Regions from separate parts of the Homo sapiens genome. Here region 2 is linked to region 1. Evidence: read pairs that join two places in POLR2A ChIA-PET (ENCODE). Cell type or tissue: MCF 10A. All regions are shown on one strand. Each heading gives the region's core, and the rest is flanking DNA. Links, peaks and the distances in the headings are about the cores only. Region 1 overlaps PLEKHH1 (pleckstrin homology, MyTH4 and FERM domain containing H1). Region 2 overlaps VTI1B (vesicle transport through interaction with t-SNAREs 1B).

Region 1 (16,085 bases), core at 9,523-12,022:
GGAGGCTTGCCTATCTTATAGCTGGACCACTTGGAATGCGCAGCCTTCTTGGTTGCCATGGCAAGGAAAGAAAGCTGGATGTATTTTTTATTAGAGATGGGGTCTTGCTATGTTGCCCAGGCTGGTCTCAAACTGCTGGGCTCAAGCTATCCACCTACCTCAGCCTCCCAAAGTGCTGAGATTACAGGCGTGAGCCACTGTGCCTAGCCTTATTTATTTATTTTATTTTTTAAATAGAGACAGGATCTCACTATTTGCCCAGGCTGGTCTTGAACTCCTGGGGTTTAAGCAGTCCTCCTGCCTCAACCTCCCAAAGTGCTGGGATTACAGGTATGAGCCACCACACCCACCCTGCACCAGCTTTTAAATACTTAAGCCCAGCGGGGTGTGACGGTATGCACCTATGGTCCCAGCTACTTGGGAGGCTGAGGCGAGAGGATCTCTTGACATCAGGAGTTTGAATCTAGCCTGGGCAATATAGCAAGATCTTATCTGTTTTAAAAAAATTTTAAATAAATATATACATACATACATACTTGAGTCTAGAAATGATGCACCATTTCCACTTGGACCCCATTGGTTGGATCAATGACATGGCTCCATCTAGCTGCAGAAGGGTTGAGAAATATGGGTCAGCACATGGCTGTCCAGTGAACAGTAAATATCTCTACCACGGTGGGGTTGGGACAGTTGCTCTCCTAGGCTGTTTGTCCTGCCCAACTCATTCCTCCTGGGATCCACAGAGGTCAATGGCACAAGACCCAGCTGCTTTTTCCACTTATCGTCTCCTCTGCCCTCCTCTTACCTATCTCTCCATTACTAACTATGACCTAGAGTGGCCAAAATGAGTTTCTTCTTTGTCAGTCCTTCTTTTGCTCAGATTGGAACTTAATTGAATTAATTGGCTCAGACTGCCCTGGGTAAGGGCTGTGCCTGGGAGTCACAGCCTGGGGCATCAGACGGTGTCCCATCCCACGTTACTGGCCACTGCACACCCCGTGTGAGTGATGGGAAGACACTATGAGATCATTGTACTTTTCAGGTGGGTGTCATGGAAGAGAAGGTAAAACTATCCAATCTGAAGAATGTGGACTCTGAGGGGAGCCTGCACCGGAAATACCAAGAATTGCTGAAAGCCATAAAGGGCAAAGATGAGCTCATCAGCCAGCTAGAGGCTCAGCTGGAGAAGCAGGTAAGGGCTCATGCGCAAGGGAGCACCATGCCCTCTTCGACATCTGTACTGCTGGCCCCCAGCTTCCTGAGCTGTTCCGCTCAAGCCCTCTAGTGCTGGGGAACTCGCTCCCTCCTGAGCCTATTCTTTTATGTGAAAATTTAATTATAGGAAGGACTGTTCCTCCCACATCTGCTCATTAGAAGCCAGGCAGGGGATAGAGTAGAAAAAGGAGCTTGGAGGCAGACTGATCTGGGTGTGAAGCCCACCTCTAGCACCTGCTGCCTCTGACAGTGGGCAAAGTGTTTAAGTCACTGATTCTTATTTTACACATTTATAAAAGAAGGGTGGAAACACCTCATAGAGCTGCTGGGAGAGGCAACCTATGTGACCTGTGCCTAGTGTCAGGCACGTGGTCAGTACTTGGTAAGGAGAACTTTTCTTTCTCCATTCTGGCCTTGTCGTGCCCTGCCAAGATGAGATACTTGATACTTGGCTGTAGTATGATCAGAGCTGCACAGAGCTGGATGGTCAGTCGTGGCCAGCTGGTTGCCCAAAGTTTCTTAGTGAAGCTGAAGAGGCAGAGACCAAAGTTGTTGCCTCCTCAGAAAACCAGGGTCTTCCCTTCTGAGCACATGGGAGCCCAGGAGAGGCCACTGCCCAGCATTTCAGCTCCACTTGGCACCTTTGCTCCTGAGAGGACTTCTGGAACATCTACCTGCCAGTTCCTGTGTCCTGCCTTCTCCCCTTCACAATCTCACCAACTCCATCCCAGTTCTGTCCCTTTCCTCTGCCACTGGCCTTACCTACCCAGCTTTCCCCTCGTGCCAGAATGCCATCATTTCCAACTAAACACCCCACAGTCTGGACAGATGACTTTTAATTTCCTACACATGCCTTCTCCATGTAGGAGAAGCCGATCCTGGTGGTGCCTTCCAACCATAATGGGCAGATTCATGTTTACCCATCAGCATTAACCCAATAGGCCCTTAATGGAGGTGCCTTTGTATGCTGTGGGGTACCATGTGCTCCTGAAAATTGATGGAAGAATAGAATTTTGACACATGGAATCTCTGATCAATTCTTCCATTGATTTTAGACATACCTTCTCTTCTGAGTAGCTCATAGTTAGAAGTGGCAGCATCTTGGGGGTTGGTGGACAAAATGACTCCTGCTAAAGCTCCTTAGGTCAGAAAAAAGGTCATTTTACAATTGGAATCAGTAGGTCAATCTCATAAAAGAAAAGGCACTGTTTTGTGAGTCAAGAGACCTGGTTTTAGTCCCAGCTGTGCCATGAATGGACAGAGGCAAGTCACTTCTTGCCATAGCCTTAGTTGCCACAGAAGCACAAAGACAATATCAAACCAGGTCAGGGTTGGCCGACTTTTTCTGTAAAGTCCAGGTAGTAACTATTTTATGTTTTGTGGGCCACAGGTCTCTGTTGCAACTGGTCAAAGCTGCTGTTGTAACATGGAAGCAGCCACAGATAATACGTAAATGAATGAGCATGGCTGTATTACAATGCAACTTTATTTACAAAAACAGGTCTGGGTGGGGGCAAGCAGGTGGAGGACTGGATGTGGCCTGAAGGCCATTGTTTGCCACACCTTAAACTAGATGACCTTTAAGGTCCTTCCAGCTCTGAAATACTGAGAGTCTGACGTTGTCTGATGCTGGGATTATAGGCATGAGCCACCATGCCCAGCCAGGCTGCTCCTCTTCAGATGCCAACCTTTTCAATCATCTCCTCTTTTGACTACTTTGATGGAAATACCTCAGTTATCTGCAATTTTGCCTTATTTTTTTGTTTTTTAACTATAAAGGTAACACATGCTTATAGTTAAAAATAAAAAAACGGCCAGAGGAGTATAAAATGACAAGTCACCTCTCTCTCCCTCCCCAGTCCTTGATTTCTACTCCTCACTATTAACTTTGCTTGCATATGGAGGCACAGCGTTCTCCTTCCATGTCAGGGATATGCCGCGTTTATTCAGCCAACCCCTTCGTGGTGAACACTTAGACTATTTCCAGTTTTGAGTTTTTAAATTTTGTGTTACCTTATCAAATAATATTTCAACAAACGATTTCTGCTCACTGGCTTTGCGAGGTCAGTGGCACGCACACTTGGCCTTTCTTGGGGTTTCCCACCTCCAGTCAGTCACTCTCCTGGTGATTGTTGGGATTAACGGAAGGCCCTCTCTTTCTTGCAGAAGCAGATGAGGGCAGAGGAAGCAAAAACTGTTCAAGAAAAAGCTGCAAAGATCAAGGAATGGGTGACACTCAAGTTGGCAAAGGTGGGTTGGAAACTCATCTTGGAGGCCTGCCAGAGGCATGGCTGGGCCTGCCCTGACCCCCGGAGTTTCCTGCCCCCTACTGTCTAGGGTGCCTCGGCTGACCTTCATTCTGTCCAGCACTTGTTTTGCATTCAGCCTCCATGCTGAGACACCGTAGTTCACTTCCCCTTTCCTTTTGTCTTGGTTGGGTCTCCCTGGAGCTCCTGACTAGCTTGGTGCTGGATTTAAGTTTGCGAGAAGGAATGTGTCTCACTTCTGAAAAGCCCCCTCAGTTTCTTTCTAGGAAGCCCACACAGGCCAGTGTCCACTCTCTCCACTTTCTCTTTTATTTTTATTTATTTATTTATTTATTGGAGACAGAGTCTCGCTCTCTCGCCCAGGCTGGAGTGTAGTGGCGCAATCTCGGCTTACCGCAACCTCCGCCTCCCGGGTTCAACCGATTCTCGTGCCTCAGCCTCCCTGAGTAGCTGGGGTTACAGGCACGCACCACCATGCCCAGCTAATTTTTGTATTTTTAGTAGAGACAGGTTTCACCATGTTGGCCAGGCTGGTCTCGAACTCCTGACCTCAGGTGATTCACCCACCTCGGCCTCCCAAAGTGCTGGGATTAAAGGAGGGAACCACCGTGCCCTGCTACTTTCTCTTCCATCCTCTTCATTCTTTTTAACTATTTGTGTGTGTGTGGTAAAATATACATAAAATGTACCATTTAAGTGTACAATTCAGCAATTCAGTGGCATTAAGTACATTCACAGTGTTGTGCAGCCATCACTGCTATCTATGTCTAAAATTTTTCCAAACAGAAACTCTGTACCTGCTAAACACTAACTTCCCATTCTCTCTTCCCCCATCGCCTGGTAACCTCTATTCCACCTTCCCTCTCTATCTATCCATTTTTGTAGTTTATCACGTGCTGTACCTTTATTTAGGAAACTCAGGACTTGAAGCTACAGTGCTATCACCAACAGACAGAAAACAACCTCCTTCTAAATAAAAGGAGTGGGAATTGCAGTTTGGAAAAGGATGAACATATATCTTTTTTTTTTTTTTTTTTTTGAGACGGAGTCTCGCTCTTGTTTCCCAGGCTGGAGTGCAATGGCACAATATCGGCTCTCTGCAACCTCTGCCTCCTGGGTTCAAGCAATTCTCCTGCCTCAGCCTCCTGAGTAGCTGGGATTACAGGCACACGCCACCACGCCTGGCTAATTTTTGTACTTTTGGTAGAGACGGGGTTTCGTTATGTTGGCCAGGCTAGTCTTGAACTCCTGACCTCAGGTGATCTGCCCGCCTCAGCCTCCCAAAGTGCTAGGATTACGGGTGTGAGCCACCACACCCGGCTGACAAACATACATCTTTTCCTCTGTCCTCACACAAGTGGTTCACACCTGCAGGAGGGTATCAGCTCATTTGGCCTCCTATCCCCTTCTTTGGATGTACATCTCAGGTCACCTGCTAGACTGCAAGTTCTTGGAGACAGAACTGATGCCTGGCTTACCTGCGTATTCTCACAGTCCCAACCCTTGCTAAAAGATACTCAATAAAAGTGTGTTGGACTTAATTTAAAGGAAAATGCAGGCTGGGGGCAGTGGCTCACACCTGTAGTCCCAGCAGCACTTTGGGAGACCTAGGCGGGTGGATTGCTCGACACTAGGAGTTTGAGACCAACCTGGCCAACATGGCAAATCTCTGTCTCTACAAAAAATACAAAAATTAGCCGGGCATAGTGGCGTGCACCTGTAGTCCCAGCTACTCGGGAGGCTGAGGTGGGAGGCTAAGGTGGGAGGATGGTTTGAGCCCTGGTGGCAGAGGTTGCAGTGAGCCAAGATTGCACCACTGCACTCCAGCCTGGGTGATAGAGCCAGACCTTGTCTCAGAAAAGAAAAGAATATGCAGCAGCCACGCTCAGTGGCACATGCCTGTAATCCCAGCACTCTGGGAGGCTGAGGTGGGCAGATCGTTTGAGTCCAGGAATTTGGGACCAGCCTGGGCAACATAGCGAGAGCTTGTCTCTACAAAAAAATAAACGAAATTAACTGGGCCTGGTGGTGTGTGTCTATGGTCCCAGCTACTCAGGAGGCTGAGGTGGGAGGATCAGTTGGGCCTGGGAGGTCAAGGCTGCAGTGAGCCAAAATTGCTCCACTGCAATTCAGTCTGGCCAACAGAGCAAGACCCTGTCTCAAAAAAAAAAAAAAAAAGAATTGAAAAAATACATCTAAACCTGTAGGCTGGGTGTCCTAAATCTTCATTTTTCTTTTTGCTCAGCTTGAGATGGAGAATCAGCATCTGAAAAGCCATAATCAGCGCCTGGTGGAGCAGGTGGGATCCCTTCAAGATGCGCTAGAAGGTAGGCAGGCCAGGGTGTGCAGGTGTGCAGTACGTGTGTTTGGTGGGTATGGGGCTGAGCTACGGGAGCTCTCAATGTGACTGTTTTTACCCGAATCACAGCTATTCAGATAGCTCCTTCACGGAAGCTGCTGGTGCCCCCCTACGGAGCTGCAGAGCAGGATTCTGTCCCTTCAGAGCCGGGAATCCAGCCTATGGGCCAGGACAGTGGCTCCCAGGCCCAGGGTCTGAAGGCAGCTGTGCTTGCACCTTCCCCAGGTGCCCTGCAGAGCAAGGACTCTGTTTCTGAAGCAGCAAGCCCCTTGGAGGATTCTAGTTCCAGCACGGTCCATTCTGGGGAAACAGTAGAGGCCAAGCCCCTTCAACCTCATCTGGGAAGAGAGAGCCCTCCCCACCAGCCATGCATGAAGCTTCTTACCTTCAGATGTAGTTCAGCTTCCTGGGGTGAGGGTCTGGTTACTGCTCAGAGAGGGATGCTCCCTGGGACAAAGACCTCTGCCAGGGAAGGTGGTCCTGGCAGCAGTCTGACCCTACCAAAGGTGCGGGCTCCTGGCACCCCGCGGGACAGCATCCAGTTGGCCAAAAGGCACCACAGCCAGCCCCAGGTGGGCCATGGGCACTTTGGCCGTGTGGTGAACATTGAGACTGAGGCCTTCTCAGCCCTCCACCCCTCTGGCCTTCCTGAGCTGGAGTCCCGAGCTAGGTCCCGGGAGGAACCAGAGAAGATGGAGATGGAGGAGCCACCCCCAGCAGGGAAGAATGAGGAAAGAGAGAGCCCAAAGGCCCTTGGAGCTGAGCTGGAGGAAGTGGAGCTGGGTAACAAGCCACCTACACCCCCGCTGCACCAGTTTTCATCCTGGGTAAGAGGCAACCTCCGGGCTGGGCAGAGGAGCAGAGCTAATGGCAAGAACACTGCTGGCTGAGCACAGCCATGCACTGAGCAGGAGAGGAGGCTGCTGGCATCCTCATGGTGGCCCTGGCAGGCAGGTACCATGGAGCCTGTGCAGACCACACAACCAGTGAGGGTCAGCGCCAGAATTCAGAATGATGTGAATGGCGGTTGGCTGTCATTTCCTGAGTGCTCACCGTGCACCATACATTGAGCTGGGTGCCCTGCATACCTTTTCTCATTTAATCTTTGTGAGTCTTTCAGGTGGTCTGGTATGATGGTCAAGAGCATAGGCCCCAGAAGCAAACCACTAGGGTTGAACTGTTAACTACGTGACCTTGGACATGTTACTGAACCTCTGTGCCTCAGCTTCCCTGTCTATAAAATGGGGATAATAGTACCTACTTTATAGGGTTGTTGTGAAAGTACTTACAGTAGTGGTTCACAGTAGGTGGTAGGTAAGTGTTGGCTATTTTTCTTTCTTTGTTTTTCTTTTTCTTTTCTTTTTTTTGGGGGGTGGGGGTGAGGGGGCAGAGTTTCACTCTTACTGCCCAGGCTGGAGTGCAATAGCATGATCTTGGCTCACTGTAACCTCTGCCTCCTGGGTTCAATCAATTCTCCCGCCTCAGCCTCCCAAGTAGCTGGGATTACAGGCATGCACCACCACGCCCAGCTAATTTTGTATTTTTAGTAGAGGCAGGGTTTCACCATGTTGGTCAGGCTGGCCTCAAACTCCTGACCTCAGGTGATCCACCCTCTTGGGCCTCCCAAAGTGCTGGGATTGTAAGTATGAGCCACTGAGCCTGGCTTTTTTTTTTTTTTTTTTTCGAGACAGAGTCTTGCTCTGTCACCCAGGCTGAAGTGCAGTAGCACGGTCTCGGCTCACTGCAACCTCCGCCTCCCAGGTTCAAGTGGTACTCCCACCTCAGCCTCCCAAGTAGCTGGAATTACAGGTGTGTGCCACCATGCCCGGCTAACTGTTTTTTTTTTTTTTCTGAGACAGAGTCTTGCTCTGTTGCCCAGGCTGGAGTGCAGTGGCACAATCTCAGCTCACTGGAAGCTCTGCCTCCCAGTTTCACGCCATTTTCCTGCCTCAGCCTCCCAAGTAGCTGGGACCACAGGCACCTGCCACCACGCCCGGCCAATTTTTTGTATTTTTAGTAGAGACGGGGTTTCACCATGTTAGCCAGGATGGTCTCGATCTCCTGACCTCGTGATCCGCCCGCCTCAGCCTCCCAAAGTGTAATTTTTATATTTTTAGTAGAGTCGGGGTTTCACCATGTTGGCCAGGCTAGTCTCAAAGTCCTGACCTCAAGTGATTCACCTGCCTAGGCCTCTCAATGTGCTGGGATTATAGGCAACTGCGCCAGGCCAGCTTCCTTACTTGTAACATTGGATAAAATGTCTTGATATCTGTCTGGTAGAAATACTTCAGAAGCAATGATCTGGTTGGTGGCCAAGGGTGGGGACACAGATGAAGCATGACTGGCCACACATCATTAACCTTTGCCAAGCTGGGCGATGGGCACGTGAGATCATTCTTTTTTTAACTGAGACAGGGTTTTACTCTGTCGCCCAGGCTGGAGTGCAGTGGCGCAATATTGGCTCACTGCAACCTCTGCCTCCTGGGCTCAAGCAATCCTCCTACTTCAGCCTTCTAAGTAGCTGGGACTACAGGCATGCACCACCATGCCTGGCTAATTTTTGTATTTTTAGTAGAGACAGGGTTTCACTATGTTGGCCAGGCTGACATTTTTTTTTTCTTTTCCTTTTTTTTTTTTGAGACAGAGTCTTGCTCAGTCTTGCCCAGGCTGGAGTGCAATGGTGCAATCATGGCTCACTGCAGCCTCAACTTCCCGGGCTCAAGCAATTCTCCCACCTCAGCCTCCCGAGTAGCTGGCACTACAGGCATGCACCACCATGCCCAGCTATTTTTTAATTTTTTGTGGAGATGGGCTAACACTATGCTGTTGCCCTGGCTGGTCTCGAACTCCCAGGCTCAGGTGGTCCTCCCACCTTGACCTCCCAAAGTGCTGGGATTACGGGTGTGAGCCACTGTGTCTGGCCCTGTACCTGACATTTTCCATGATAAAAAGTTAAAATAAAAATGAGACAGGCTATAAAAATGACATTTCACAGGTCACTAGTGAAAATGGCATGTGGGTATTAAGGGCTTCGCACGGAGCCTGTGGGAAGGGCTCCTTTCCTTGCAAGGAGTAAGGTGTGGTTTCTCCCTTTTACAGGTCAGGAAACCACTGTTCCCCACAGACTTAGGTACTTGCCCAAGGTCATGTAGTAGTTAGTGAGGGAGCCAGGCTTTATTTATTTATTTACTTGAGAGACGGTGTCTTGCTCTGTCACTCAGGCTGGAGTGCAGTGGCACAATCACAGTCCACTGCAGCCTTGTACTCCTGGACTCAAGGGATCTTTCCACCCCAGCCTTCTGAGCAGCTGGGACTACAGGTGCACACCACCACACCTGGCTAATTTTTTAAATTTTTTGTAGGGATGGAGTATCCCTATGTTGCCCAGGCTAGTCTCAAACTCCTGGCCTCAAGTGATCCTCCTTTGTCAGCCATAAGAGCCACCTTACCCGGTCTGAGAGCCAGGCTTTAAATGTAGTTCCAGCTGCTTTGAAGCCCAGCTCTCACATTCCAGCTGTACTTCCTCTTAAGGGACATTGCCAGAGCTAAGGTCAGTCTTTGATTCATGGGCAGACATCCCCTCCACAGATGCTGCTGGGGTGTGTAGCAGTACCATGGGGGACAGCTAAGCGTTGGCTCCTGGCAGCAGGAGGAATGAGGTCACTTGGGAGAGGGGGTGACATCAGGGTGGACTCACCCCACACCACTGCTCGGGAGACCTGTATTTCCAGCAGTAACTCCCAGGGCCTCCTTTTGAAATGCTGGTTCAAATCCGGGCTCAGTAGCTTATGCCTGTAATCCCAGCACTTTGGGAGGCTGAGGCAGGCAGATCACTTGAGGTCAGGAGTTCGAGACCAGCCTGGCCAACATGGCGAAACCCCATCTCTACTAAAAATACAAAAATTATTTGGGCATGGTGGTGCACGCCTATAGTCTGGCTGCTCGGGAGCCTGAGGCAGTAGAATCGCTTGAACCCAGGAGGCGAAGGTTGCAGTGAGCTGAGATTGCGCCACTGCACTCCAGCCTGGGCGACAGAGGAGACGATCTCCAAAACAAAACAAAGAAATGCTGGTTCGGGAGGCACACAGCCCTAGACTTTTGGGCTATATCCTTGGCAGTGACTGTTGATCAGCTTCTGGTTGTTTCAAGGACACCTGTAAGACTGGAGACCCAGTTGAGCCAAGAGTGGGGCACATCAGGAAGACTAGGGGATGGAAAAGCACTGGTCCCCCTGGGCTGCTGGCTCTCTTCTTGCTCTGGAGTCCAAATGCAGAGGTTGGGAGCAGGAAGTAGTCAGGCAAGGAATGTGCAGCTGCTACCAGAGAGAAGCGTTGCTCACTTTGCCATTTTGCCAAAATACAGCCATTCACTGTGATAGCTTAAGAGTAGGTCTTGAGCCGGGTACAGTGGCTCACACCTGTAATCCCAGCACTTTGGGAGGCAGAAGCAGGTAGACTGCTTGAACTCAGAAGTTCAAGACCAACCTGGGCAACACGGCGAAACCCCATGTCTACCAAAAAAGATACAAAAATTAGCTGAGCATGGTGGCACATGCCGGTAGTCCCAGCTACTCAGGAGGCTTAAGTGGAAGTTAAGTTTGAGCCCAGGGAGGTGAAGGTTGCCATGAGTCAAGATCTTGCCACTGTACTCCAGCCTGAGTGACAGAGCCAGACCCTGTCTTGAAAAAAAAAAAAAAAAGAGTGGGTCTTCTCTATCTGAACAGGTTAAGTGTATGTGTGTGAGAGAGAGGGTGGAGGAGGAGAGGAGGAATGGGGAGACGAGGAGTTATTGTCTCCTCTTATTCTGTATAGAAAATATATCAGATGACGTTCTCCCCAGGAACCTCAGCTGAACTCTGGTGATGAAGGTATTAAGGGGATTAAGGTATTAAGGGGCAGCGTCAGGTCTTCCCACAGAACCTCCCTGCCCCCAGCTAGGCCCCAAGGACCCAAGAATCAGCCAAAAGAATGTAAGGAGATCTCATCCTGTTTGCAATCCCCTTTGTAACTTGCTCCTGGGGAAAACAAGACACAATGCTAGCTCCTTCCCAGGCCCCTGAGGCATGATCACTCGTGTTCCGTGTTCCGGGGAGAGCTTAAGAAATCACAGTGGCCAGAAGCCCAGCCTCTCTCTCTCCCAGGCAGGACCAATGGGGCAGTAACCATCTGGGGAGGGCGGTGGGGGAATGAAATGTCAGAGAACATTTCTCAATCTGACGGTGTGAGAAATACTTATGTATCTTAGAGTTTGGAAAGCCCTTTTTTCAGTTAATCCTTAAAACAACCTTGTGAGTTAGGCATTAGATAACATTTTGTCAAACAGTCATAGGTTTCGTTTTACCTAAATCCTTCAAACTTCAGTTTCATTTCCTCTGCAAAGTTAGAGGCTTGTCCTTGGTTAAATTCCATGACCACTCTGGGCAGAAATAATCCTTTTTATGCCGAATTTTACTTGGGCTCGATGTATCTGCCCTACACGAGCACAGAAACTCCCTGCCCTGCTGCAGGGCCCTCCTTGGCATCCTTCCTCACCGCCCCTCTGTCTCCTGCCGCCCCTCCAGTGATCTCAGCGTCTCATGGCAGCACTCATCAGCTCTGCCCTCTCTCCTCCCAGTTGTCCCAGGGCTGCTGCTCCCCTCTGGGATGACACCCTGATAGGCACCCACCTCCCTTCCAATGCCATCTCCTAGCCCATCTGACCCCACCAGGTGACAGCACATCTAGCTACCTCCCTGAGCCAACAGGGCATTCCTCCAAAGGCTGGTCAACCTTCCCTCGTCAGCCTTGGTGACTCACGTCACCTTTGTTTTCCTTTAGGCTCAGTGGAGCAAACAGATCCAGAAGGTGCAGGGAACCCTGTGGGTTGTTTATGAGCAGTCAGGGCCATTAGGAAAAGCTCCTTTGGCCTGTGGCCTACTTCAGACCCAGGGGCCCCCTCAGGACGGGCATTCTCCCAGTGTCTTCTGCATGGGGGTGCTGGAGTCCTGTTGGGCTAAATAGGCTTTGTAGATTGGCCCTGAAGCCTAGCCATGATATGACATTATTCCTGCAGGGGAAAAAACGTGCCCTAAGTTCCCACATATGTTCATCACAGCACTACTCACAATAGCAAAGACATGGAATCAACCCAATGCCCATCAATGGTAGACTGGATAAAGAAAATGTGGTACATATACACCATGGAATACCGTGCAGCCATAAACAGGAATGAGGTCATGTCCTTTGCAGGGACATAAATGGAGCTGGAAGCCATTATCTTCAGCAAACTAACGTAGGAACAAGAAAACCAAACATTGCATGTTCTCACTTACAAGTGGGAGCTGGACAATGAGAACACATGGACACAGGGAGGGGAACATACTTAGTGGGGCCTGTCAGTGGATGGTGGCGGTGGGGGAGTATTAGGGAAAAGAGCTAAAGCATGCTGGGATTAATACCTAGGTGATGGGTTGTTAGGTGCAGTAGACCACCATGACACACGTTTACCTACATAAAAACCTGCACATCTTGCATACGTACCCTGGAACTTAAAAAACAAACAAATTATTTTTTAAAAAAAGAAACAATAGAGAATTTTTTAAAAATGTGCCCTAAGTTCCAAACAACTGGCTTACAAAAGAGCCCTTGTCGTGTGGCCGCAGTGGCTTCCTCATTACCAATATCCCCAACTTCTGGGGGTTAGATCTTGAGACCCAAGGGTCTCTAAAACGGGTAGGATTCAGAGCAACAGTTTACTGACCCATCTTCTCTTGAACCTCCTTTGCCCCAAAGGTGAAGGGTGGAGGCAAGAGAGGGAACTGTTGGGCACTGATTATATTCCAGGTGTTAAATGCTTATGTTAAGTATTTCATTGATTCTCACAGCAGCCTGAAAGGTAAGTATTATTACCTCCATTTAGAGCAGAGGAAAATGAGTCTCAGAAATGAAGTAACTTGCCCAAGATTTGTTAGCCAGTCACTGCCCCCCACAGGTCTGCCCACCCCCAAAGCCATGCTTTTTCCTGCACATGCCTGGAGGGGGTGGGATGGGCATCATGCCGGGCCCTGAGCTTCCTGAGACCTCTTGTTTCAGGAGAGCCGGATCTATGCTGTGGCCACATCGGGCATGCGGCTCTCAGATATGTCTCCCAGAAGTAATACTGCATGCTGCGGTGAGTTCCAAGTGAGGCTTGGAGGCACCAAACACCCAAGGTGGGCAGGGTGGGCAAGCGGGGAGGAGAAGACTCCAAGCAACACCCAGGGCCAGGGTTGGCTGGCCTACCCTGTTCCCCTCCCCAGCAGGTGAAGTTCAGGTGAAATCACAGCAAGTCCCACCTAGGAGGGAAAGGGAAGTCGTACAGGTTCAGCCCATCACAGGAAAGTAGCCAGTCACAGAGCTGGAAGGGATCTGAGAGGGGGCCTCCAGCCCAGCCTCCCACCTGCACAGGCTTCGCTTCTGCAGTGCCAGGGCCGTGGGTGGGAGGAGCCACAAGTGTCCTGATTTACATGAACCCCACTCACTGGCTCCTCTCCAGCCAGCCACCAAATCTCCACAACGAGGGCTGTGGGGTGGTCCCATAGCCGTATGATTTGTAACTCACATCTGCAACAGTGGAACACTGTGCAAGCCTCATGGAGGAAAAAATGGTTAAAGGTAAGGCTTTTGGATTCTTTTGTGAGGGATCCTTTACCACATGGAGATCATGGTCCCCAAAGGGAGTCAAGGGGAGAAGATGAACAGGGCCCTGGCCCCCCTCTTGAGATCTGTCACTGGCCTGCTCCTGGAGGGAATGCCATCTGCCCAGTTCTCTGCTTCCCCCACACCCCTTCCTGGGTTATGCCCTTGAGTAATCTCATTCCTCTCTTCCCTGCTCAGCTTCAAGCCCTCCTGCCCTTGTTTCCCCTGGGTCTTTCTCTGGCCTGGTCTACAAGAATGTCACTGTGCCTGTCTACACAGCACTGAAGGGGGTAAGAAACTGCTGCACAAAGAGGGGGTGTCTCATCAGGAAAGGCCCCTGGCCTCATCATCCAATGACTGGGGCGGGGCTCTAGGGCCAGGCTTCTGCACATGGTGACCCTGCCCAGGGAGCTGAGCCCAGCACGTGTCATTTTGTTTTATTGTTTATTAGGTTATTATAAAAATTCCACATTTACAAAAATGTGAATCAGTATGAACGTGGACAAGGTAAGAAGGTTAAGCCTATGCCCGCTTTACAGCTCTCCCCACCTTTTCTCATGTCTGCCTCACTCCTCAGGTCCCAGAGGGCAGTGGGGCTCCTTCTAGAATTACTGAGGTATATTCCAACTTATATTCCCGTAACGTCACTACATTTTAAAAACAAAAATCAGATAGAATTGCAATATTTTCATACACATTTTTGTCTCTGTTACTGGTTTTTGAATAATAGTAATACTTGATAAAATTTTTTATAGAAGAATAAAAAACCAAAAGTGAAATTTCCTCTCACGTCGCTTTTCCCTAATTCCTAAGCCCAGAGGAAGCTATCATGAATGGTTTAGTGTTTATTCAGTAAGGCCTTCCGATGCATTTATAAATATGCAGCACACTCTCACTGTCTCCTGTGTGCACACAAAAGGTGCTCATATACATGTCATTCTATGCCTTGCTTGTTCCCCTAACCACGTGAATAACCACGTGTCAGGTCATCCTTCCCTACCTCCTCCTTTTTATTTTTCCGAGACAGAGTCTGGCTCTGTTGCCAGGCTGGAGTGCAGTGGTGCAACCTTGGCTCACTGCAACTTCCACCTCCTGGGTTCAAGCGATTCTCCTGCCTCAGCCTCCTGAATAGCTGGAACTACAGGCGCGCACCACCATGCCCAGCTAATTTTTGTATTTTTAGTAGAGACGGGGTTTCACCATGTTGGCCAGGATGGTCTTGATCTCTTGACCTTGTGATCCGCCTGCCTCAGCCTCCCAAAGTGCTAGGATTACAGGCATGAGCCACCATGCCTGGCCCCTACCTCCTCCTTCTATAGGTGTCCAGTACCCTTGGTATCGAAGCACCATAACTATTAATACCTAAAGCTTTCCTCCAATAATAATTTAGTCTGTGTCCCTGTTTTTCTCTAAAATGAATGTTGCCATGAACATCACTGTGCACATATATCTTTGGGAACTTATATCTACATGTGTCTGTAGGACAGAGTTCTAGAGGTGGGATTTCTGGGCAAATTATATACATGTTTTAATTTTTGACAGGTACTGCCAAATTACCTTCTAAAAATGCCTTACACACTAGAGTTTTTTCCCCCATCTTCTCCCCATACTCTCACCAACACTGAGATAGTCAGTCACTTTAAATGTTTGCCAATGGAGATGCAATCATTGATTGTTGCGACGTCCCCACACATTTTTAAAGCTCGCATGGCACACTTAGTCTGTGGTGTAGCTTTCTGGCCCCCTAGTGGCAAGGAGCGAGGGTCACAGTGGGCAGGCATTCAGTCGTGATGGGCAGCTGCTTTGGGGACCACAGAAGATGGTGTGTGGGAAGGGAGGCCTGAGAAGCATGGAGGTCATGACACAGGAGTGAGGCCAGGAGGGACCTTACACTGGACAGTTGTCTGTTCAGAGTCCCGGCTGGGGGTTGGCCACACCATGGGCACTTGGACCAGGAGTGCAAGCTGCAGGGTTGGGAGAGGACTGTTTTGCAGCCTGAGCTGCAGTGAGGGAGGGGCCTGTCTTGCAGAGAGCTACACAGATCAGCAACATGCCCTTTATGGACGAGTCCTCTGGGTCTGACGATGACTGCAGCTCTCAGGCGAGTTTCCGAATCTCGGTCCCCTCCTCTGAGTCCAGGAAGACCAGCGGACTAGGCAGCCCCCGGGCCATCAAGAGAGGTACAGAGAAGGGGAGCAGGGGCAGGGTGCAGCAGCAAGGAGCCCCTCACCTCTTCCCATGGGCACTTGAACATGGGCGTCCCCACTTGATCTGAGCTCGTGACCCCCCAGCAGCTCCACCCCCAGCCCCAGAGACCGGGTCCCGGGTGGGTGGTCAAGTCTCAGCAGCTCCTGGGCTGCGTGAGTCGGGGAGGTGTGGGACCCGGGCCTTGACTCCTCCTCCCTCGGCAAGGCGTCTCCATGTCCTCACTGAGCTCCGAGGGTGACTACGCCATCCCCCCGGACGCCTGCTCACTGGACAGTGACTACTCAGAGCCTGAGCACAAACTGCAGCGCACCTCATCCTACTCCACCGACGGGCTGGGCCTGGGCGGGGTGAGCCGGGAAACGGGCGGGGGCAGGGTGGAAG
Region 2 (16,085 bases), core at 3,716-6,215, 92 kb after region 1:
TATTTGAAACAGGGTCTCACTCCGTCACTCAGGCTGGAGTGCAGTGCTGCAATCGCAGCTCACTGCAGCCTCGACCTCCCAGGCTCAAGCAATAACCCCACATGTCCCCAAGTAGCTGGGATCACAGGTGCACGCCACCACACCCTGCTCCTTTTTTTGATTTTTAGTAGAGATGAGGTCTCGCTATAGAGATGAGGTCTCGCTCTAGAGATGAGGTCTCGCTATGTTGCCCAGGCTGGTTTCAAACTCCTAGGCTCAAGCCATCCTCCCACCTCAGCCTCCCAAAGTGCTAAAATTACAGGTGTAAGCCCGGCCTCCTTGGCTTTTAAATTCAACCAATCTACCTGGTATGTTCAAAAACCAAAACCCACACAATCTGTAAGCAAGTTACATTCTCCATAGCTTGCCTTGAATGTAGTACTTTATTGTGAATTTTCACTGAAGAGGGCAGGGCATTACTCTGACTTAATGGAGAACTGAAGCTATTAAGAAAATCTACTCAAATCTTCACACTGAGCTAGTATTTTCCTGTCCAAATCTTGGCCACAGTATGTTTTTCAAATTGATTTGCCTTCTGCTATTAAGAATACAGCATTCCATTGGTAAATTGTACCAATTAAAAAATTTTGCCCGGGCGCAGTGGCTCACGCTTATAATTCTAGCACTTTGGGAGGCTGAGGCGGGCAGATCATGAGGTTAAGAGATCGAGACCATCCTTGCTAAAATGGTGAAACCCCGTCTCTACTAAAAATACGAAAAATTAGCCGGGTGTGGTGGCAGACGCCTGTAGTCCCAGCTACTCGGGAGGCCGAGGCAGGAGAATGGCATGAACCTGGGAGGCGGAGCTTGCAGCGAGCCGAGATTGCGCCACTGCACTCCAGCCTGGGCGACAGAGCAAGACTCCATCTCAAAAAAAAAAAAAAAAAAAAAAAAATTCCAGCTGGGCACAGTGGCTCATGCCTGTAATCCTAGCGCTTTGGGAGGCCAAGGTGGAATGATTGCTTGAGCCCAGGAGTTCGAGAGCAACTTTGGCAACATAATGAGACCCCGTTTTTACAAAAAATTAAAACAATTAGCCAGGCACAGTAGCACATGCCTGTATCGCAGCTACACATGAGGATCACTTGAGCCCAGGAGTTTGAAGCTACAGTAAGTTAAAATTGCACTGCTGCACTCCAGCCTGGGTGACAGAGCAAGACCCTGTCTCTAAAAAACTAAAAAATTCCTATGTAGGTTAACTCATTTATGGAAAGGAAAAAATAAATGAGTTATTTTTCTGAGGCTCTCAGAGTGACAGCAGACTAGAGATCCCTGATATAGTCATCATTTGATTTAAATATTTGTTTTCTTTCCACAATGATCCAGCTTACCTTACTGGATAATCCTTAGACATTTTTTTCCCTATTACTTTTTTTTTTTTACTTTTACTTACATAACAGTAAAGGGTTATAGTCCAGGATTGAAGCATAATTTATAAATCTATAAACTGTGGTACTATTTTATGAAATCTGGAAAACAGCCTTGGCTCTAAATAACAGGATATAAGCAGATGATGTTTTCGTAAGAATAGCAGAATACCCTATTAGATGTGTGAGAAATTAAAATCTCAGATTGGAAGCTTTGAATCCTTAAGTGCCTTTTGACATATTATTTCTCTTGCCAAAGAGAGAATGCAGCCACTTTATCCTTATTAATTTCTGTAATCTTGTAAGTGTAGAAATCAGGTCCTTCCATCTTTTTTTCCCCTCACTGAAGCAAAAATTTCCAGTGATGTCTAAATCTTAGGGGTAAAATTGCTTCTAAGGGACATCTCTCAGCCAAGCAAACTAAAAATTGAGCAAAGCGGCCGGGCACAGTGGCTCACGCCTATAATCCTAGCACTTTGGGAGGCCGGAGCAGGTGGATCACCTGAAGTTAGGAGTTCGAGACCAGCCTGGCCAACATGGCGAAACCCCATCTCTACTAAAAATACAAACATTAGCTAGGCATGGTGGCGCATGCCTGTAATCCCAGCTACTCAGGAGGCTGAGGCAAGAGAATCGCTTGAACCCAGGATGCGGAGGTTGCAGCAAGTGGAGATCACGCCACTGCACTCCAGCCTGGGTGACACAGTGAGACTCTATCTCAAAAAAAAAAAAAAAATTAATAAATAAAAATTGAGAAAAGCATAAGAACTTAAAAAAGACTATTCCCTGAATACAGAACTGCTGTAGCTTTTGGCCTTAGTACGGTTTCCAGGTGCAGTGGCCCCCTAATTACCCCATACTTGCCCCTTTCCCTGTCTGCCCAGACTTACTCTACTCTTGGTACGTTCTAACTGGTCTCGTTGTTCCCCCAGCTCTTCTATGATTTCTGAGCCAATCTGGTCAGTCTCTGTGGCAATCCGATGAGAACGTTCAATACTTTGGGTGGCCCGGTTCAGGCTTTCAGTGCCCTGCAGAAGCATTGCCCTTTGAGACTGTAGCCGATTCTGAAAGAAGTATGGAAGAGAAATGTTAGACTTTTTCCATTATAAATTCATTGCCAGCATATTCCTCATCACCTTCCCCATGTTAGAAGGGATATAGTGAGCAATAATTTTCATTCCTTTTAAGACAGAACCAAAGAAGCTAATGATTCTTTTCAAGGTCACAGACTAAAGCAGGACCTGAAATCCAATCAATAGGATCACAATACCCCCACTCCACTGCCTTTTACACTTACGCGAGGCAAGGAAAGATGGATTAAAAATACTGGAGCACTTTCCCTGTGTTTGTAATGAATCTGAACTGGTCCATGTGCCTCCTGGACTATCAACTTCTGAAAGGTGGCAGCCCAGATGTGGGAGCTACCTGATAATGCATATAGCCTGTAACTTCGATAGTGCTATGGGCAAACCAACTAAACTCTGCAGCCCTAGAAAAAGGTTAATTCACTGAAGATTCCCACTAGACTGGTACTGAGGATTGACGGACCATGAATAAGCTATTCTGTTCTTCGTTTTAAGCCTCCAGCACCTGGTATTTCCAGGTGGTCTCCCATCCAAGTACTAACCTGGCCTGACTCACTTGGCTTCTGAGATCAGGCAGGTTCAGAGTGGTATTGCCTAGATGACTACATTCTTCTTTTTCAGCTTCTAAAGAAAGCATGTAGAAGTCTGAGACACTACCACATTCTGGAAAAAACGTATGTGGTTACCCTCTTGGTGAGCCCCAGAAAGAACTTCACCTAAGGTCAAACAAAAAACCTTGAGCCTGCCACACTGGGGGTGATTTGGTCTCAGGGAAATTAGTATCTGGGGCTTGAGCAAGCTTCCCCACCTGCCCTAATTTCTCAACTGCCCTAATTTTCTAAATCCCCACCGAAGTTTTACTCCACCTGTAATCCTAAATACAGACAGCAGGAAGAAAAAAGTAGCCTTGTCAGGCCAGAATTAACAACCACTGACAGAAACGGAGGCAGCTCCAAGTTCTTAGCTGTTCAAAGCACGCGCGCGCGTGCACACACACACACACACACACACACCCAAAATCAAAAGGGACCCAGCTCACAGAGGCCTAGTACAGAGCAAGTGACCACTGGCAGTAGGACCATCAAGGAGCCAAAAGATTGGCTCCCAGAACAGAAGTAGCAAGGAGCATTTTCTTTCTTTCTTTTTTTTTTTTTTTTTGAGACAGTCTCGCTCTGTCGCCCGGGCTGGAGTGGAGTGGCAAGATCTCAGCTCACTGCAGCCTCTGCCTCCCGGGCACAAGCAATTCTGCTGCCTCAGCCTCCCAAGTAACTGGGATTACAGGCACCCGCCACCACGCCCAGCTAATTTTTGTATTTTTAGTAGAGACAGGGTTTCACCATGTTGGCCAGGCTGGTCTCGAACTCCTGACCTCAGGTGATCCACCAGCCTCAGCCTCCCAAGGTGCTGGGATTACAGGCGTAAGCCACTGTGCCCGGCGCTCTGTAGCATTTTCACTTAATAAATGGCATACAGACCAGTAGACGAGGAAACCACTGAATGAGGTTCAAATAAAACCAGTTAGGTTAGCGCAAAGGAAGAAGGAAAAAGGTTTTCAAAATAAAAGATGCAGATTTTCAACTGAGTAGGCTAAAAAATGACTAAGAAAAGATCAGATCACATAAATGAACTTCAGACAGATTTGGAACAATACTTTTTCTGAAGGTATGGATACCTAAATTATGTTTTAATAATTTCTGAAACTCGCCAGGCGTGGTGGGTCATGCCTGTAATCCCAGCACTTTGGGAGGCCGAGACGGGTGGATCACAAGGTCAGGAGATGGAGATCATCCTGGCTAACACGGTGAAACCCCGTCTCTACTAAAAGTACAAAAAAAAATTAGCCGGGCGTGGTGGTGGGCGCCTGTAGTCCCAGCTACTTGGGAGGCTGAGGCAGGAGAATGGAGTGAACCCGGGAGGTGGAGCTTGCAGTGAGCCGAGATTGCGCCACTGCACTCCAGCCTGGGTGACAGAGCGAGACTCCGTCTCAAAAAAAATAATAATAATTTCTGAAACTCATAATTTTAAAGCAAAATTGTTTGGACTTCCTCCCCAACTTTGGCAACATGACTAAAGTCACTTTTACAACTCCCACTTTAACCAGCTCCACCTGCCTGCCTGTTTCCAGTCTCCCTTTACAAGTGATCTTCTGTCAGCTTCTAATCTGTGATAATCCCTCGCGCATCCATTTGAAAATTTTAAGTACTTCATTCTCAAGGGATCTAGTTTTGGCATCAGCAATGTCAAGCCAATATCATCCTGAATATCTCTTAAACTATAATCAGGATGCATCGTGAAACAGGATTTGTTTAAAATTGTAGTATGAGCCTTTCAGTCTGCACTGGTGGGCCCCTTTCCATTTCTCTGCCATGCTACTTGCCAGAGAATTTCTACTTTGTGTTGTGTTTGTGGAAGACAGACCAAATGCAGCACATTTAATCTTTCAGACGTTTTATTCCTTTAACGATCTAGCTGCTCTAGATGGTTTCAGAATACAGATGTTCAATTAGTCCAATTTTATAAATCAGAATCCTGAAAGCTAGAGAGGGAGTCTTGCTCACTTTCTATTACCACAGAATAAAATGATAAAAAGCTCCTTCTCGAGAAGCGCCCTGCATTGGCTACTGTATCTCAGTTGCTGGGCCATCTTGACATTAAGGTAAAGGAAAGCTTGGATTGATTTTGTAACAATATTCTGATAAATTAGAAACCTAACTGAATTTTCCAGGCATACCTGAGAAAGTGATTCTAAAATTTATATGAGAGAATAAAAAAGATCAAGGAGAAAAGAAATTAGATCAATGAGTCAGAATCCAGATAATAAGAATAGGTAACATTTACATTCTACTACATACAAAGCACTGTTTTTTTTTTATTATAAGACTGTATTATATTAAGGATAAAAAGAAATCTAAATATGCATATAGTTCGAAAGGCCTGCCTTAAATAGAGCAGATACCAAGGGGTAACAGGAACTGGATGCAGAAAAGAGGATAAGGGTGAAAAAAATGAAACAAGAGTCTAGTATACACTGATAACATGAAATACCCCAACAATATAGTTAATTTTTGTACCACAGGCCCTTAAAGGAAAAAAAAAACAAACAAAACAGCTAAAACTTACCATATGCTCATTCTCTACAGCATATATGCCATATTTCATGTCTCCTCGGCCTCCAGGTGTGGCTGTCAAAGGTGTGCTTCTCACCTCCCGATGGAGTTTAGCAAGGTCCTTCCGGTAGTTTCGAAGCTTAGACATCATGGGGTTTCGGAAAGACAGGGGTGCATAACGTAGCTCCTCCTCCATCTCTGCCAGCTGGGAAGGCAGAAAGTAGTGAGCAGATAGCCTGGTTCTTCCCTCACTCATTTGGAAATATGCCTAGTTTGGACTAATCAAACTACTTATTTATTTGGACTACACCAAGTAAATAACCATATGCTCCATGAGGCAGGGACCATGTCTGGCATGTTCCCCTCATTCTGAATGCCTTGCATAGTGCCCAGCAAGCACAGAGCAGGCATTCGAGTATATGAACTGAATGAATGAATGGAAAAACAGAAGTACTTTATAGCTTACTAAACACTTTTATATACATTCTCCATTTAATCCTCACAACAAATCAATAAGGTAGGAAATGCTCCATTTCATATATAAGACTTAAAGAAACCTCTGAAGATCGCACAAAAAGGAGTCCGGGCCAGGCACAGTGGCTCAAACCTGTAATCCTGGCACTTTGGGAAGCCGAGGCAGGAGGATCACTTGAGCACAGCCTGGGCAACATAGCAAGACCTCATCTCTATATATATATAAAAAATTAAACAGAAAAGGAGTCAGGATTCAAAATCTTCAAATTCTCTCAGCTCTCTTCAATATACCAAGTTTTTAGCCTGGTATGATTGAACATTGCCATCAAGAAGTGCTTTGAAGTCTACTGTATTAAAAATGATAGGGGTCTGGCATCAGGGTTCTTCCCTTCTCCTGCTCCTCTTTCTGAAAATCAATTAAGTTTGTCTCCATGTCAGAGAGAACAGGGGCCTACCCAGAGCAGTCTGCTTTAGGGGAATCAGACTTCCATTTTTCTGGGGTAAGTAAAATGTAACACCTGGACACATCCACAAGAGGCCCTAAATTATTTTCATCTGCCTGGAATGGGCAGCATAGGATTATTACTTTTGCTGAGTTTGGAGAAAACAAGTATCTGAGCATCAAACAAATCAGTAGCAGCTAGAAGATTTTAAAAATGCTACCAAGGTATTAACTGAAACAGGAGAATGGCTACAAACAGGTATCATGGATATGCCCAGCTGTACACAGGTATTAAGAAAAGCTCCCAGTACTCCCATTAGGAAGAAGATAGTTCCCACAGTCTAGTGGCCTGGTCTTTCTTAAAACAGATGCAAAACAGAGAAAAGGATGCAGATGTGCTTCCTTCTCAGAACTTCATTGGGATAAGTGGGAAATTGAAACACTGATCTTCAACAAGCAAGAAGGAAGTTCGCTGGCCAAAAGAGAATTTTTTCTCCATCTGCTCTCGGGTAGCAAATACAGGGCCAACTATTTCTGCGGAGTACTAGCAGCGACCAGAATTTTGGCCCCAATCTTAATGAGTTTGCTGAAGCTAGAGTATGATGAGATGGAGTCAAAGGACTCTTGCTTCTATAGGGCTAGAGCAAAAAAAAAAAAAAAAAAAAAGTTTTTTTTTTTTAAAGAAAAGCCACAGGTGAAGAGAAGCAGTTGTTAAACTGTTCAGTAAACGGAACCAACTTCTGACAAACTTTGGGTACCAACTGAGACTCATGCATGTCTTGCCTGAGGTACCAACTCCAGCTCCTATGTTGTCTCTTAAGACAGAAAGGGACATGGTTAGAATTACCTCTAAACTACATTTTCTGTGACAGTAGGTTTAACAAAGAACAGTAACCTTTTTTTTTTTTTTTTTTTTTTGAGGCAGGTCTCACTCTGTCACCCAGACTGGAGTGCAGTGGTGCAACTGTGGCTAACCACATGCTTGACCTCCCAGGCTGAAGTGATCTCCCACCTCAGCCTCCTGAGTAGCTGGGTCCAGAGGCATGCACCACCAAACCTCGGTAATTTTTTTTTGTTTGGTAGAGATGGGGGGTCTCCCTATGTCGCCCAGGCTGGTCTTGAACTTCTGGCCTCAAGTGATCCTCCCACCTTGGCATCTCAAAGTGTTGGGATTGCAAGCGTGAGCCACCGCACTGACCAGTAACCTATCTTAATGGCCAGCTCTTAAAAACAGATTTTAGGCCAGGCACGGTGGCTCATGCCTTGTAATCCCTGTACTTTGGGAGGCCGAGGCGGGCAGATCATGAGGTCAGGAGATCGAGACCATCCTGGCTAACACGGTGAAACCCCATCTCTACTGAAAATACAAAAAAACAGCCAGGTGTGGTGGCGCCCACCTGTATTCCCAGCTACTTGGGAGGCTGAGGCAGGAGAATGGTGTGAACCCGGGAGGTGGAGCTTGCAGTGAGCCGAGACTGTGCCACTGCACTCCAGCTTGGGCAACAGAGCGAGACTCTGTCTCAAAACAAACAACAACAACAACAACAAAAAAAAAAACAACAGATTTTAAAAGACTGCTTGGGTAAAAGTATGAGAATGCCCTTACTACTCACATCAGCAATATATTACCAAAGAGTCACATTTCAGGAGCATCTTCAGGCTTCACCCATTTGTTTGCCAAACCCCCTCAACAACCATCCCCATCAACTGGCTTCATTTAGTAAGAAATAGTCAAAATCAAGATCAATGGACAGGAACAGTTAATTTGTGATCAGCTCATAGCATTACTTCTGGAAAAGACCAACACCAGGTAGAAGAAACAAAATTTGTTCCTTGTTCTCACCGTTTCATTTGCTTCCTGTTGCTTTTCATCAAAATCCCTGATCAATTTCTTCTTTTCTTCTAGAAAAGATAGATAAGTTTCAAATGCTTATTACTGTTTCCACACATTTGTAAAGGCCATTCCCTCTGCTTCGAATAAGCTTCCTATGGCAGGGCCTGGTGGCTCATGCCTGTAATCCCAGCACTTTGGGAGGCCAAGGCAGGTGGATCACAAGGTCAGGAGTTCAAGACCACCCTGGCCAACCTGGTGAAACCCCATCTCTACTAACGATACAAAAATTAGCCGGGCGTGGTGGCAGGCACCTGTAATCTCAGCTACTTGGGAGGCAGAGGTAGAGAAATGCTTGAACCCAGGAGGTGGAAGTGGCAATGAGCCGAGATTGCGCCATTGCACTCCAGCCTGGGCAATAGAGCAAGACTCTGTCTCAAAAAAAAAAAAAAAAAAAGAATGTTTACCAATAGTGACTCTCTGAAACCCCTCACCACTCCCACAGTGAACCACTTCTATGTTAACTCGTACACTACTTTTCTGCAAAATAAAAATTCCACCTACTCGGCTTGCTGAGAGGCTGTCTGGTGTGGTGCTTGTTTTTCTCTGGGTGTGGCACCGGCAATGACTTGAACGATGAGAACGTTATTCATTCCCCTTTCAGCCTTTCCCATTCTGTCCCTTTGGTTGAGTGTATCTTTAATACCTAAAAATTACTAATCTCCCCTTTGAACAAAAATAGAACAGGCTTCAGCTTCAAAACAAACATCTAACTAAAACAGTATTGTCTTAATTGTATTTTCTGATAGTTTATACTACAGGTTTTCCATCTAAAATATGATAGCAAGTTTCATTTTTAAATAACATTGTTTTAAATAAATGTATTTTACATGAAATAAGTTGACATAAAGAAAATGTAAGTGACAAGGCTGGGCACGGTGACTCACGCCTGTAATCCCAGCAATTTGGGAGGCCGAGGCGGGCGGATCATGAGGTCAGGAGATCGAGACCATCCTGCCTAACACGGTGAAACCCCATCTCTACTAAAAAATACAAAAAATTAGCCTGGTGTGGTGGTGGGCGCCTGTATTCCCAGCTACTCAGGAGGCTGAGGCAGGAGAATGGTGTGAACCCAGGAGGCGGAGCTTGCAGTGAGCCAAGATTGTGCCACTGCACTCCAGCCTGGGCGACAGAGGGAGACTCCATTTCAAAATAAATAAATAAATAAATAAAATGTAAGTGACAGTAATAATGATACTTGCGGATGGCAAAAATTATGAAGGTGGTACCAGAATGCTGTCACCTGGTAAACATTTGTATGGGGGAAAGGCATACAAGCACCTTTTCTGGTTAGTCAGCGGGGTGAGGTTCTGGTGCCAGGTTCGGGCCTGCCTCAGCATGTAAACTTAGATAATTTCCTTCATTTCTTTGGGACCTCACATTCTCCTTCATTGACTACAAAATGAGGAAGTAGGTCATTCCCTTATATCTAACAAGCAAAAATTAGCTCCTTTTAAGAGGAGCTTGATTTTTTAAAAAAATTTATACATCCAAATGACTGTTCTCCCTGGAAATCTACACATAATCTACTTATCACCATAAAGTTACCATCATTTACAATGTTTGTTTGTTTGTTTCAAGACAGAGTCTCACTGGTCACCTAGGCTGGCAAAATACATGTAATATAAAATTTACCATTTTGACCATTTGTGAGGGTATAGCTTAGTGGCTAGGTACATTCACACCGTTGTGGAGCCATCACCACTAACTGTTCTCCAGAACTTGTTTATCCTCTCAAACTGAAATTCCGTACCCATCAAATACCTCCCCATTCTATGAATTTCACTACTCCAGGTACACCATTAAGTGGAATCATACAATATTTGTCCTTTGTGTTTAGCTTATTTCACTTAGCACAAAGTCAAGGTTCATCTATGCTGTTGCACGTATGGGGATATGGCCTTTTAAAGCTATGTATTTTTCAATGTGACTCCTAAACACAAGCCAGCAGCACTTCCACCAACTAAAGAGCAATTTTTTTTTTTTTCTTGAGACAGAGTCTTGCTCTGTCTCCCAGGCTGGAGTGCAGTGGCTCGGTCTCGGTTCACTGCAACCTCCACCTCCCAGGTTCAAGCGATTCTCTTGCCTCAGCCTCCCGAGCAGCTGGGGTTACAGGCACCCACCACCATGCCCGGCTAATTTTTTTACATTTTTAATAAAGACAGGGTTTTGCCATGTTGGCCAGTCTGGTCTCAAACTCCTGACCTCAAGTGATCCATCCACCTCAGCCTTTCCGCTGCAAAAGAGAACAGATGAGCCGGGCTTATGGAGAAATGGCATGTGGGTATTCAGTTGCTGTCCTGAGATTTTCTTAGATGATTTGTCTACTCTGATTTTCATCTTAAGACCTGGCTTTTTTTGAGACTGTGTCTCACTCTGTTGCCCAGGCTGGAGTGCCGTGGCGTCATCTCAGCTCACTGCAAACTCCAACTCCTGGGTTCAAGTGATTCTCATGCCTCAGCCTCCTGAGTGGTGGGGTTACAGGAGTGCACCACCACAACCAGATAATTTTTCTATTTTTTGGTAGAGAGGGGGTTTAACCATGTTGGCCAGGCTGGCCTTGTGTGGTCCACCCATCTCGGCCTCCCAAAGTGCTGGGATAACAGGTGTGAGCTAGTGCACCCGGCCAAGCCCTGACTTTTGAACCCAATCCTACATAAGATGTAATGTCACTGTAATGCTTTATATGGATTTACATTTTGTTAATCACAACAGCATCTAATGTCAGTTATATCTTTTTTTTTTTTTTTTTTTGAGACAGTCTCACTCAGGCTGGAGTGAAGTGGCATGATTACGGCTCACTGCAGCCTCGACCTCCCAGGCTGAAGCAATCCTCCCACCTGCTCAAGCAATTCTCCTGCCTCATCCTCCCAAGTAACTGAGACTACAGGTGCAGGTTACCACACACAGCTAATTTTTTTTTTGGTAGAGATGGGGCCTCACTATGTTGCCTAAGCTGGTCTTGACTCCTGGGCTCAGGCAATCCTCGACCTCAGCCTACCAAAGTGTTGGGACTACAGGTGTGAGCCACCACACCTGTCCTTGTATCCCACTTTTTAAGTGACCATAAATCATTTTGGATGCGTATATTCTATAATCTCAACTTGAGACCAAGTTCCTCTGAAACATGGAAATTTATTTTGTCATTTTTACTGTGCCATAGATCCTAGAACTATAAACCTCCTTAGATGTGGCTACTGCCTGAAAGGGCAAATGACAACACACCCTTTACTATGTCTCATTCATTGTTGTGTGCCACCCCCTTAATATACACAAGATACTTCAGACAATTTTCTCCATACCACTCACAAAACCCATGGCTGTTTGTTGTTTAAAAAAAGGTAGAGGAAGGTTCACCATGGCAAATGGTATGACTCTTGACCATCTATGATGTAACTGAAATGAGCACCAAGGCAGCTATTACTGTTCCTGAGGGGGATGTGTTCTTAGCTACCAGTACTGAAATAATACCGACAGTCAAAAACGGCTACTTCCATGGAGCAGTATTGTATTATTTTGTAATAAGCTGTCCCAAAAGTGCTGAGCATCATCACTGCTCTGAGTCAGCACATCTCCAAACTCAGGCATGCTCACTCCTGATCCAAGCCAGACAGTAAGAAGCAGTACTGTACACATATGTACATTCCCTTCCTAGCTCCTTCCTTTCCTAGACTTTTCTACAACTGTGTTTAGTCATAAATTCTCCTCCTTTATTCTTCCTTTGTTAATGGGTATGAAAATCCGCATTCTCAAGAGGCAAATTCTAGAATGATTCCAGGAATGTAACTACATAAATGAAAGGGGGAGAAGAAGACCACAGAACCTCTCTCCTTTCACTAACTTCTGTGTGCTAGAATATTCCATTTCCTACCTGATTTCATAAAACACATTTCCTCTTATAAGTGCTCTATAACAACATACTTTTACAGAACTTCACTACATTTATGAGATCCTTTCTGGACTTCTAAGATTTAAAACAAAACAAAACAGAAACCTTTGAAATCATTTCTTGTGATGATAAAGCCAGGGAGGCAGATAATTCAAGAGACTGATCTCTACCCAACTGAGAGGGATCAATAGCAGCTTTTTAAAAATTCTTTAGGCTCAGAATTATGAAACCAATGAATGCTAGAGCTAGGATGTACCTCAGCGATCATCTAGTCTAACTTCCTGCCTTTACCACTGAGGACACTAGACCCTGGAGAAACTGAGTGCCTGCCCCACAGTCATTGGAACAGCAAATGTATGGCAGCACTAGTTCTGGAATGCAAGTGTGCTGACTCCCAGTCCAAGGCTTTTCTGTATATTAAACAACTGTATACTGTATACAACTGAGGGGCATTTTTGTGCTCCCAGAGTATAGCCTTTAACAACTGGTAAAATCTGTTGAAAAAACAAAAAACCTCTTCCTCTTTTTAGGGAGTTAGAATTGATGCTACAATCAACTACAAACAGCAAGGTGGCATCCTGGGGAGAATGGGCACCATGAACAAGAATGAACCACTTCAAATACCACTATCCCCCACCCCACAAGCCTGCCCAAATCAGTCACATGTGAGGGACTCTCTGGGACCAACTCTGTCTCCTTTGGGAAACTGGGTGGATGCTGACATGGAGTAAAATGGAAACAGACAGCTCTGAAAAACAGCACTACAGAAAGCCTACCTTAATGTTTGACCAAGGTGGGCAGCCTCTCTTCCTTATGGGGATTTGAATTTCCAGCCCAAGAATGCCTAATCTTGGCCCTTTAAAGTTGTGGAAACAACTTCAGTTTCACCAGCTCATAAATATGTGGTTACTTTGCTTTTGGTGCCTCACTGTGGCAAAATGGAGGACTTACACCCTTTATTTGTACACCGTGACAGCTGACTAGATCCCACACCATACAAGAGTTAAAAGCAACAGAGATCCCTCTCAACCAACCTGTTTCCTCATCTGCAAATAGGGACTATAAGACTACTGACCTTGTAAGGGTTGTTTGAAAGGGTTAAAAGAAATAATACACATAACATTCACTTAGCAAGTGCCAAATATAATAAGGGCTCAATAAATAGAAACCACCATTGTTTCTGAAAGTAAATACTTAGGAAGAACCTAAGAGCAAAAACCAAATTCAGTAGAAAATATGAGGAGTTAGAGGCCAGGCGCGGTGGCTCACGCCTGTAATCCCTGCACTTTGGGAGGCCGAGGCGGGCGGATCACGAGGTCAGGAGATCGAGACCATCCTGGGTGACACAGTGAAACCCTGTCTCTACTAAAAATACAAAAACTTAGCCCGGCGTGGTGGTGGGCGCCTGTAGTCCCAGCTACTCGGGAGGCTGAGGCAGAAGAATGGCGTGAACCCGGAAGGCAGAAGTTGCAGTGAGCCGAGATCGCGCCACTGCACTCCAGCCTGGGTGAAAGAGCAACACTCCATCTCAAAAAACAAAAAACAAACAAACAAAAAAAATGAGGAGTTAGAATAGTTAAAATTCTACAGTCTGTAAGTAATTGGTGTTTATCGGCCAGCTGATTATAGTACTCCATAGTGACTATTTTTTCTGGCTCTGAAAATAATAGGGTCTTGTGTTATACATACTGATCTAAATGATTTAAAATGGAAAACTTTCAATATTTTTATGATACACGTTAAGACATATGGAGAGATGTCTTCAGGTATGACAAAACCAAAACTAGAAATCATGACCACAGGCATTTAACATTGATTAGATTAAGAAATTATAGCACATTATAGTACTCTGAGGTAATTGGAGAGACCTCTTCAGAGGTTGTAAAACCAAGAGTAGAAATTATGGCCATAGGTATTTAATGAAATATTAAATGGATTAATAATTATTGTAAGTGGTAATGGACAGTTACACAAAAACTTCCTAAAACAGGACACATTGTCTCTAGTATCATTCAAAGGCAGAAAGTGAATGGAGACTGTACTTTGGAGAAATACAGTTTTTGTTGTTTTAATAGGTGGAATATACCCATTTTTAAAGTAATGAAAATGTGGACAACAGAATAGAAATAAATCACAATCATATATCAATATTTTCTTTCCAACAATTCACACATTCCATCATCCAATAGGTATCTATGAAGCACCTAGTCTGTGCTAGGCACTGTTCTGGTACTTAGGAAACACAGTGAAAAAAAGACAACATTGAGCTTATATTCTAGCTCAGTGGCTTTCACACTTAGCCTTCATCAGAAACCCCCTGGAGGGCTGTGAAAACACACTGCTTGTTAAAACTTTCTGATTCAATAGGTCTGGGGTGGGGCCTGAGAATTTGCATTTCTAACAAGTTCCCAAATGATGCTGATGCAGCTGGTTCATGGACCACAATGAAACCACTGTCCTAGTGAAAGGAAGACAAACAATATACTGTAAATATCATAAATGTGGAAAGTGTCTAATATGTCAGAAAATAAGTACTCTGGAAAAAAAAAGGTAAGAATAGTTGTATACAGGGCTGGTATTCTTAATTTTCATTTAAATAAAATGGCTAGTAGCTCTATTATCAGGCAGTATTCTAAGGACTTTACATATATTAACTCATTTACTCCTCACAAAAACCCTGTGAAGTAGATACTATGATTTATCCCCATTTGGCAGGAAAAACTAATTGGGTTAAAGTAACCTGTCCAAGGTCACACTGCTACTAGAAGGTGAATTTAAACTCAGGCAATCTGGCTCTTGAATTCTTGCTGTTAAATATTATACTATATGGCCTCTCAATTCACATACTTCTTCATAATTTTTTTTTTTTTTTTTGAGACGGAGTCTTGCTCTGTCACCCAGGTTGGAGTGCAATGATGTGATGACAGCTCACTAAAACTTCAAACTGCTAGACTCAAGTGATCCTCCTGCCTCAGCCTCCTGAGCAGCTGGGATTACAAGTGAGCAGCACCACACTACTCAGCTTTTTTTTTTTTGTAGAGATAGGTCTCACCATGTTGCCAAGGCTGGTCTCCAACTCTTGGCCTCATGCAATCCTCCTGCCTCAGCCTCCCAAAATGTTGGGATTACAGGCACGAGCCACCACACCTGGCCCCCGTATGTTATTTTTAATGGCAGAAGAAGAAACATTTTGTAAGGCTATATTATGTCATGATCTCTGTTCTACAGGTACCTTTGATATTCTCATCCACAACCCAAACTCTGCTTCTCCTCTTATGTTTCTTACTTAAGTTCATCATTCACCCAGTTGACCAAGTGAAAAAATGCAGACACCCTGGAACCTTTCTCCCTCACTCCTCATATCCATTGAGGCTGGTTAATTTCTGCCTCAAAACCAACTCTTGGGCCGGGAACTGTAGCTCACCCCTGTAACCCCAGCACTTTAAGAGGCTGAGGTGGGTGGATCACTTAAGCCCAGGAATTCGAGAACAGCCTGGATAACATGGGAGACCCTTACTAAAAATACAAAAAATTAGCCAGGCCTGGTGCCATGCACCTGTGGTCCCAGCTACTCGGGAGGCTGAGGTGGGAGGATCACCTGAGCCCGGGAAGCCAAGGCTGCAGTGAGCAGTGATGGTGCCACTGCACTCCAGCCTGGATGACGGGAGACAGGAGTGAGAACCTGTGTCAAACAAATTCCCGTTAGCAAGGTGACTGCCCAAAAGGCTCTTAACACAGTCCCCTGTACCCAGATTCTTGTGCTCTCTCTTGTCCTGTCTAGCCATTAATGC

Evidence for each region. Peaks named below come from ENCODE experiments on the same cell type or tissue, not always from the same donor. Only the 100,000 strongest peaks of a DNase experiment are listed, where the experiment ranks them.
Region 2: POLR2A ChIA-PET joins it to region 1 with 7 read pairs; 4 of 35 experiments call an interaction of 5 or more read pairs at or near these places.

What each region holds. Positions count from the first base shown.
Region 1 is chr14:67,556,227-67,572,311 of GRCh38, forward strand. PLEKHH1 (pleckstrin homology, MyTH4 and FERM domain containing H1) reads left to right here. Exons shown (of 29, transcript NM_020715.3): 4 at 1,043-1,192; 5 at 3,382-3,465; 6 at 5,728-5,809; 7 at 5,911-6,668; 8 at 12,912-12,990; 9 at 13,695-13,786; 10 at 15,526-15,676; 11 at 15,909-16,051. It also overlaps a transcript of GPHN not described here. Among named protein-coding and RNA genes, the nearest start is that of PLEKHH1, 31 kb to the left of the region's middle. RefSeq lists enhancers at 465-1,664, 3,024-3,525, 3,526-4,025, 15,241-15,420. In MCF 10A, for the core only: no CTCF peak of the experiment used is centred there; DNase peaks (open chromatin) are centred at 10,965 and 11,625.
Region 2 is chr14:67,654,120-67,670,204 of GRCh38, forward strand. It overlaps VTI1B (vesicle transport through interaction with t-SNAREs 1B), which reads right to left. Exons shown (of 6, transcript NM_006370.3): 2 at 8,358-8,416; 3 at 5,612-5,803; 4 at 2,297-2,470. It also overlaps a transcript of GPHN not described here and the pseudogene RNA5SP386. Among named protein-coding and RNA genes, the nearest start is that of VTI1B, 12 kb to the right of the region's middle. RefSeq lists silencers at 14,536-14,665, 14,676-14,725. In MCF 10A, for the core only: no CTCF peak of the experiment used is centred there; no DNase peak of the experiment used is centred there.